Linked DNA regions of Homo sapiens: region 2 is linked to region 1. Evidence: chromatin contacts called from ENCODE Hi-C or POLR2A ChIA-PET data. All regions are on one chromosome and are shown on one strand. The core of a region is the stretch at or near the end of the contact, and the rest is flanking DNA. Distances in the headings are between cores, read along the strand shown.

Region 1 (3,333 bases), core at 212-2,711:
TGGGGTTTCTCCGCCTCTCCACTCCACACTGGGTCTTGCCCACTCTGCCTGATAAAAGTCAGGGAACCATCTGGCCTCTCTGCCACCACCTCAGTAACCTTGGCCAGCCTGTTTTGATCTCAGCCTCCCTTTCTCCACCCTATCTTGTGAATGCCTTCAACACTCAGCATCTTGACCACACACTTGGCTTTTGCTCTCACTCTGACTTGTACTTCCAAATTAGATCCCTAGAATAGCTCTGCTTTCCTTCCAGATCTTAAGGGGCTCCTGAAGGACAGAGGCCGCATCACCTCTTTTTAAAAAAATTCCACCGATTGCAAGGTGTTACCTCCTTTGGAAACCCTTCTCTGACACCTCTGGCCTGGAAAATGGGTTAAGTTTCCCCTTTCTAGGGTTCTTTACCACCCTGAACATACCCAGATCACACTTTATCATGATTATCTCTTTACCTGCATGACTGTGTAGCCAGGATGAGTGATCTTTGAGTGCAGGCTCTTAGGTTTTTGTTTATCTATTTATAATAGATAGCAAAATAAAAATAGATCCGTTCATCTCTTCATCTAGCATTTTACACGTCTATCTTTAGCAAGCCTGTGATCAGTTTAAGGAGCCACAGCAAATGAAAAAGGCATGGTCCCATCCTCAAAGTTCACGGCCTTGTGTGTTGAATTGATTTTTGTCTCTTGCTACAAAGAAAATAGTAGCTCCTTCAGTCTTCATCTCCAGATTTCTCAGTGCTTTTCTGTTTTCTTGAAAAGCAGTAGAGCAGATAATTTCTAATTGTTGAGGAATCTGGTTCAAAATTTCAAGGCAAAACCGCCCCATTCATGAGAGAGAACATTCAAGTGACAGGGCCTTCACCATTGCACTGCCCTGCTAACAGGAGACCTTGAGTTGTGGTCAAGTCAGCAGATTCTTTTAAATTTTGAAATACAGATCTTGCATAATGAATGGAGAAAGGGAGAAAGAATGGCTTGTGTGCCCTTTTGTGCTCCTTGAAGTTTACATTCTGGGAAAACATGAAACTGGAGTGTCAGCCTTGGTGGAACTGAGTTGGAATGCTGACTGGCACACAAAGGGATTCTGGTCCTGTTTAACCAAGATGTGACTTTAGAATACTGAGATTGTATGACTTTATGGATCCCCAGAGGAATAGAAATTCATGGGCCAGAATGACAAACTTTTATTTTGAAAGCCACCTAGGCTCCACTTAGAGCCATCAAATGCTTGAGAATTTATTATGACTGGGCAAGCCACTGCCTAAGAGTCAGGCCAGGGTAGTGAAAATACACACGGACTTTGTCTTTGAATGACCTGAATGTGGCCTAGTTCTTCCTAGCACAGGGCTCTCTACCAGAGCTGAAAGCACAACTGTTGCATTTGCATGACATAGAAGCAGCCAAAAGCTTCCACAGTGAGGATCATGTGTCGTGTTGATGCTGAGGCATCTCCTGTGCATGGTACTGAAATCACAGAGATGACTTATGATGTGTTCTGTTTGTGTTGGCCCAAAGCCCAAACCAGAAATGTATTTCAGGCTTGGCTTTCTAGATTCTATCTCCAGTCATGTAAAAGTTCATTACGTGGACCCACTCATCCTGTCCTGCTATAGTTAAGGTCTGTCAGCATTTTTCAAAGGTTTATAATTCAACCACAAAGGAGAATGCAGTCTTTAGGCTGCAATGTGACCTATAAAGCTTAAGCCCCGGGGTCAGAAACTTTGCTTTTTTGTTGTTGTTTTTAAGTTAGGCCCTTACTAAGTTATAGTGAAGCAAAGTAATAGCTGGTGGTTTTGTTATTATTATTTGGTTTGGTTTTACAGGGATGGGAAAAGCTTCAAGTGACTTCTTGGAATGTAGATGTACCCTAAACCTAAAGAGTTGTTAGGACTATAGATTTACTTATCATCCTAGCATTCAGCTAAAGATGGGGGTTTAGTTTTTAAAAATTTAGCATTTTAAAATTGGGATGGATGAGGCTGAGAAAGTTAGAAACAAGATTGGGAATATTTCACCAAAACTCAAGGACCAATTCTCAAGCCAGAAACTTTGTATTCAAAATTCTAGTTAAAAGACTTTGGTCATATTATATAAAAATCAAGTCATTTCCCTGATGGTTAAGTTTGTTTCTGCTCATAAATTCTAAGTATTCCCACTTAGAAATTTAAGTGAAAAGTGCACATATGATAAATATAAAGTAACAAAATGATACCTTCTCATAATAAAAACACTTGAAAATTTGAGGTAAAATAGATACAAAAATACACTTTCTATGTCTGTTCAGCTGCTATAATAAACTACCATAGACTGGGTGGCTTATAAAACAACAGAAACTTATTTCTTACAGTTCTGGAGGCTGGAAGTTCAAGATCAGGACACCAGCATGGTCAGGTTCTCCCTGTTGAGGGCTCATTTCCTGGTTCACAGACAGCTGTCTTCTCATTGTGTCCTCACATGGTAGGAGAGGCAGGGGATGTCCCTGGGGTCTATTTTATAAGGGGACTAATCCCATTCGTGAAGGTACCATCCTCATGACCTAATCACTTCCCAAGGCCCCACCTCTTCACCCTGAGCATTCAACATATACATTTTAGGGGGCCACAAACATTCAGACCATATATCCACAAAAGCTTATAATCAGCAAAAGGTCTCTTAGAGTAACCTAATTTGTGGTTACTAAGGATCCCATTAAATAACCTGCTCCTGGGGTAAAAATAAAGACTGGTAAAAATCATAGCACCTTTGGTGTGGGAAGGAGGTTTTATCTGGATGGTCTCAAGTCAATTAATAGTGGGAAAAGTTCTTAATGACAGTATGTTATAAAATGCAGATTGGCAGTAGGGACAGGAGAAGAGTGTCAATGGAACTGAGTTCCAGTCCAACCTGTGTACAGTCTAGCTATGCTAAGACCTCTATAAACCTTGGTATCTTCCTTAAAATGGGGCTGGAAAATCCTATGTATATATACAGGGTTCTGGTGATGACAAAATGCAATAATACATGTAAAATGCCTGATAGAATCAGTGCCTAATATATGTTTTTCCCTTCTTCTCCCACCTTTATTAATTATACCTGAGACATAAAACAATCTAAATGCTGGAGACCAGCCACTCTAATTTGGTAGAGATCTTTTCTTAAAAGGAAAAAGTAGTTTCCCTGAGCTTTTAAGAGTGCATTTACATACAATTTGTCTATTTGTAAAAAAGACCTATTCATTAAAATAAGCCTCTAAGTAGCAAAGTGCAAGTTTTCTTAAACTCCTTTGAGTGGCACCACATGCTAACTGGGCTTCCTAAGGAAAGAACTATAAAGGTGGCTGTCTTTCCCCATTAAC
Region 2 (3,260 bases), core at 566-3,065, 38 kb after region 1:
GTCCTATACATTTTCCCTGTGATTGCAATAACCGTGTATATGCAGTTGCATCCTTATTTTTTCACTTAACACTGTATCTCAGGCATCTTTATAAGTAACAAGATCTCCCTGTCCCTCATTCCTAATGTATATGTTCTCCTAAAATCACTTTAAGTGTATCAACTTGCTCTTGCTTCATCTTTTAAAAACATGTATAAGTAATGCTACACTCCACACCTTTACGCTTAATGGCTCTAAGAGTTCACGTTTCAGTGCACCATCTCTTTGAGTTCAAATTATGGTTCTGCCCACACCTTTTCAGAATGTGGTGAGAATGAATGACACCCAAGTCAGGAAAGGCCTTTGACAAATTGCAGATTATGCTGGCTTGATAAGTGACCACAGGAAAGTATGATTGTCACTTTTCCAGCAGTGGGTTTCCTCCAGTGTGATATTCTGTGCCTCACCTATCAAGAGGTGTTACTGTGGGTCTTCCTGTCAGCTCAGTTCTCCTACCCTTCTTGCTGACAGAGGAAGAAGAATCCCACTACCTTTTAGCTGGAGGTTATTCTCCTGATCTCACTGAATCTTATTTCTTGGAGTAGCAAGGAATCTGCAAAACAATTTGAGGCTGTCTTTCTGTTGCAAATCAAAGCCCCAACCTCTTATTTGGGTCTTAGAGCAAGAGTTCCCCAAGTACTTTGAAATTGGACCCTTCTGTACACACCTGGAGTCACCAGTAAGCCTTGCCCATAGATTCCCTGGTGGATGGACACACAAAGCTAAGGGCAAAGGTGACCTTTTCATTTCTTCTTCAGGTCCTACAATGCCTTTGAAATCTTTATGATCTGCACCTTCAGGGATTATACAAACAGCTTGAGGAAATCCTAAAATTGTGTTTTCTCCAGATAAGCATCCAGGTCAAAGGAAAGACCTCTGCATGCCTTCCTGATAGAAAGAAACTTGCCTCAATTTAGAGAATGCCACCAAGAACAAAATTGGCATGCAGCCATTTGTGCAGTGCATTAAAAACCAGTTTACAAATAGTGGTACAATTCTGGAAGTGTCAGACCTCATAGTGTGGTGTAGTGGAAGTCCACAGACTATTTACCATATTTCAAATGTCTTACTGTTTTTAAACAGCAGCACAGGATAACCAGAGTAACACATTTCTTTGTTTCTGTCTCGAATAACATCAATTAAGTAAAAATAAAATTTATTATCATGCAAGTTATAAGCTTTCCTTGGCAATTATATTTTGATATATTTATATGCTAATTTTAACAAATTTTGGTTAACATATCTTACAGCAGTATTTTTTATATTAATAATGGTAAGAGGAACAGTTACTTTTTTACTTAGCTATTAGTTAATTGAGATTATTTTAAAAGCTGTGTGACGTTGGAAAACTGATTAACTAATACAGGTATTTATAAGATGTTTGGTCTAAAATAAGGTATTTAAACTACCTGAGCCTCAGTTTCCTCATATAGAAAAAATATACCCTCCTCATATGGCTGTTATAGGGGAAAAAGACACAATATGCAAAGCACATAGTACGGAGGCAAAGTATCTGGCACATAGTATGGTTCAATAGATAAATAATTTTCCCATAGAAACTGCAAATTTATATATGAGACAAAAAACATTTCAAGTATATGTTCTTGAGGGCAGGGAGATGTAAGGTTTTTAAAGGTTCTTTGATAAAAAGGTTGGAGCATGGCTCTTTGGCTCTGATCACTCCATTGGATACTTAAAACAATGTTCAACTCTGTCATCAGAATGAAATGTCCACTGATTCATCTCCATTTCTTAACTACCAAGCAACGTTCTTTTGAGGGCTTTCACACCCTCACGTATCCTTTCCACCTGAACCTCAGTGGCTGACTTTACCCCAGGCCCTGAAGGCAGAGGTGGAGCTGAGCTCTGTGTCTGGGAAGAGAGAAGCAGGCACGTCCTCTGATCCTTGCCCAAGGGCCTGCTTTGTGAGTGGGGCATCAATGCCGCTTTTGTTCCACCTTTAGCGTCTGGCCCACAGCTGAACTCAAAGAGGCTGGCTGCTCGGGGCAACCCTGGCCCACAAAGGACAGACAGCACCAAGCCCAGCCAAGGGTTCACTCAAGACCCCAAGATCCAGCACGGTGGTTCTCCCCACTGGGGAGGCAGCCTCAGGGAACATTCTGTCTGCCTTTGGCATTCTAAACCATTTCTAATTTCATGAAGATAAGTCAGAGGTTTTAAATGTGATATCACTGCTGAAAAGGCCAGAGCCATCAGCGTAGAACCAGCATGTCCTTGCTAATTACAATACACAATCATTGCCTTATGTTGATGCAGTCATTTGCTCATTCATCAGCTATTAATTGAGTTCCTACTATGTGCTCAATGTGATGCTCAATGTGAGGGACATGGAGGTGAAAAGATGATGTCCCTGCCCTTAACTCTCTGGTGTACTGGCAAATAAACTGTCACCTGCTAAGACAAATAGAACATAATATCTGGACACTATAACAAAAACCTGGAGAAGCAGAAACAGTCTACATAAGGGGCCAATAATAACCATTGCTACAGTTGATCAAGCATTTGCTGTGTGCCACTCACTGTGCTAAGCACTTAGTGTGTATTATCTCATTTAATTCTTAAAACACAGCTATAATAGTAGTTTGATTCTCTTCCTATCTCTCTGGGAAAGGCCATGCAAAGAAAATGGCATGTGAGGGTCTTGGAAAAAGAATAGGAGTTTGCCAACTAGACAAGCAGGGGAGATCATTGCGGGCACAGGAAACAAAAATGATCTGTTTGGAGAACTGCAGATCTTTGGTATGTGTGGAGCAAAGGGAATATGCAGGGCCTCGTGTGAGAATAGTGATTGCAGTGAAGTGAGAACTAAGTGGGATGAAGCTTCAAATGTGGAAGACTGTAAGCAGAGCTAAGATGTCGAGGAAGGAGACTCGGTAGGATAGTGCTTCAGTTAGAAGGAGGGATGGCCACGTTTGTTGGTTCACTTTTGAGATGCAGAGCCTATTCCTAGGGTAGGCTATGAGAAGGGAACAATGAGAGGGAGAAACTAAAAATGCCGGACAGAGAGTGACTAGTGGAGACAGGACCTCACCCTCCTCTGATTGGAAGAAAGATAAGAAGAGAACCAAAGACATAGACACATTCTAAGAATAGGTGTTGGGAGGCAGAACACAGGTAAGAGGGGGCAGAAGGAAAAGATACGATCTTAAGAGTTGTACCTGCATGACGCCTGATGTCTCTGAGGTTAAAGGCAAGTCCAA

The links. A loop is a pair of places that touch in the nucleus more often than their neighbours do. ChIA-PET counts read pairs that join two places held with the same protein, here RNA polymerase II (POLR2A). Pooled maps may share reads with other maps.
Region 2: a map of dorsolateral prefrontal cortex shows a loop between it and region 1 (3-fold over the local background). The contact joins two enhancer-like sites. A Hi-C loop is called at or near these places in 4 of 168 maps with a recorded cell type or tissue (PC-3, ascending aorta, dorsolateral prefrontal cortex and 1 more) and 4 of 50 pooled maps. POLR2A ChIA-PET finds 5 or more read pairs at or near these places in 1 of 52 experiments (MCF 10A).

The regions. Positions count from the first base shown.
Region 1 is chr1:64,038,235-64,041,567 of GRCh38, forward strand. All of the region lies in intron 2 of ROR1 (receptor tyrosine kinase like orphan receptor 1), which reads left to right. Among named protein-coding and RNA genes, the nearest start is that of ROR1-AS1, 72 kb to the right of the region's middle. Within about 2 kb of position 1,462, at least 13 of the 41 ENCODE cell types and tissues checked have a DNase peak (open chromatin) inside an H3K27ac peak, as active enhancers do; they include dorsolateral prefrontal cortex, where a contact is called at or near this core.
Region 2 is chr1:64,075,561-64,078,820 of GRCh38, forward strand. The region is part of intron 4 of ROR1 (receptor tyrosine kinase like orphan receptor 1); the gene reads left to right. Among named protein-coding and RNA genes, the nearest start is that of ROR1-AS1, 35 kb to the right of the region's middle. Within about 2 kb of position 1,816, at least 2 of the 41 ENCODE cell types and tissues checked have a DNase peak (open chromatin) inside an H3K27ac peak, as active enhancers do; they include dorsolateral prefrontal cortex, where a contact is called at or near this core.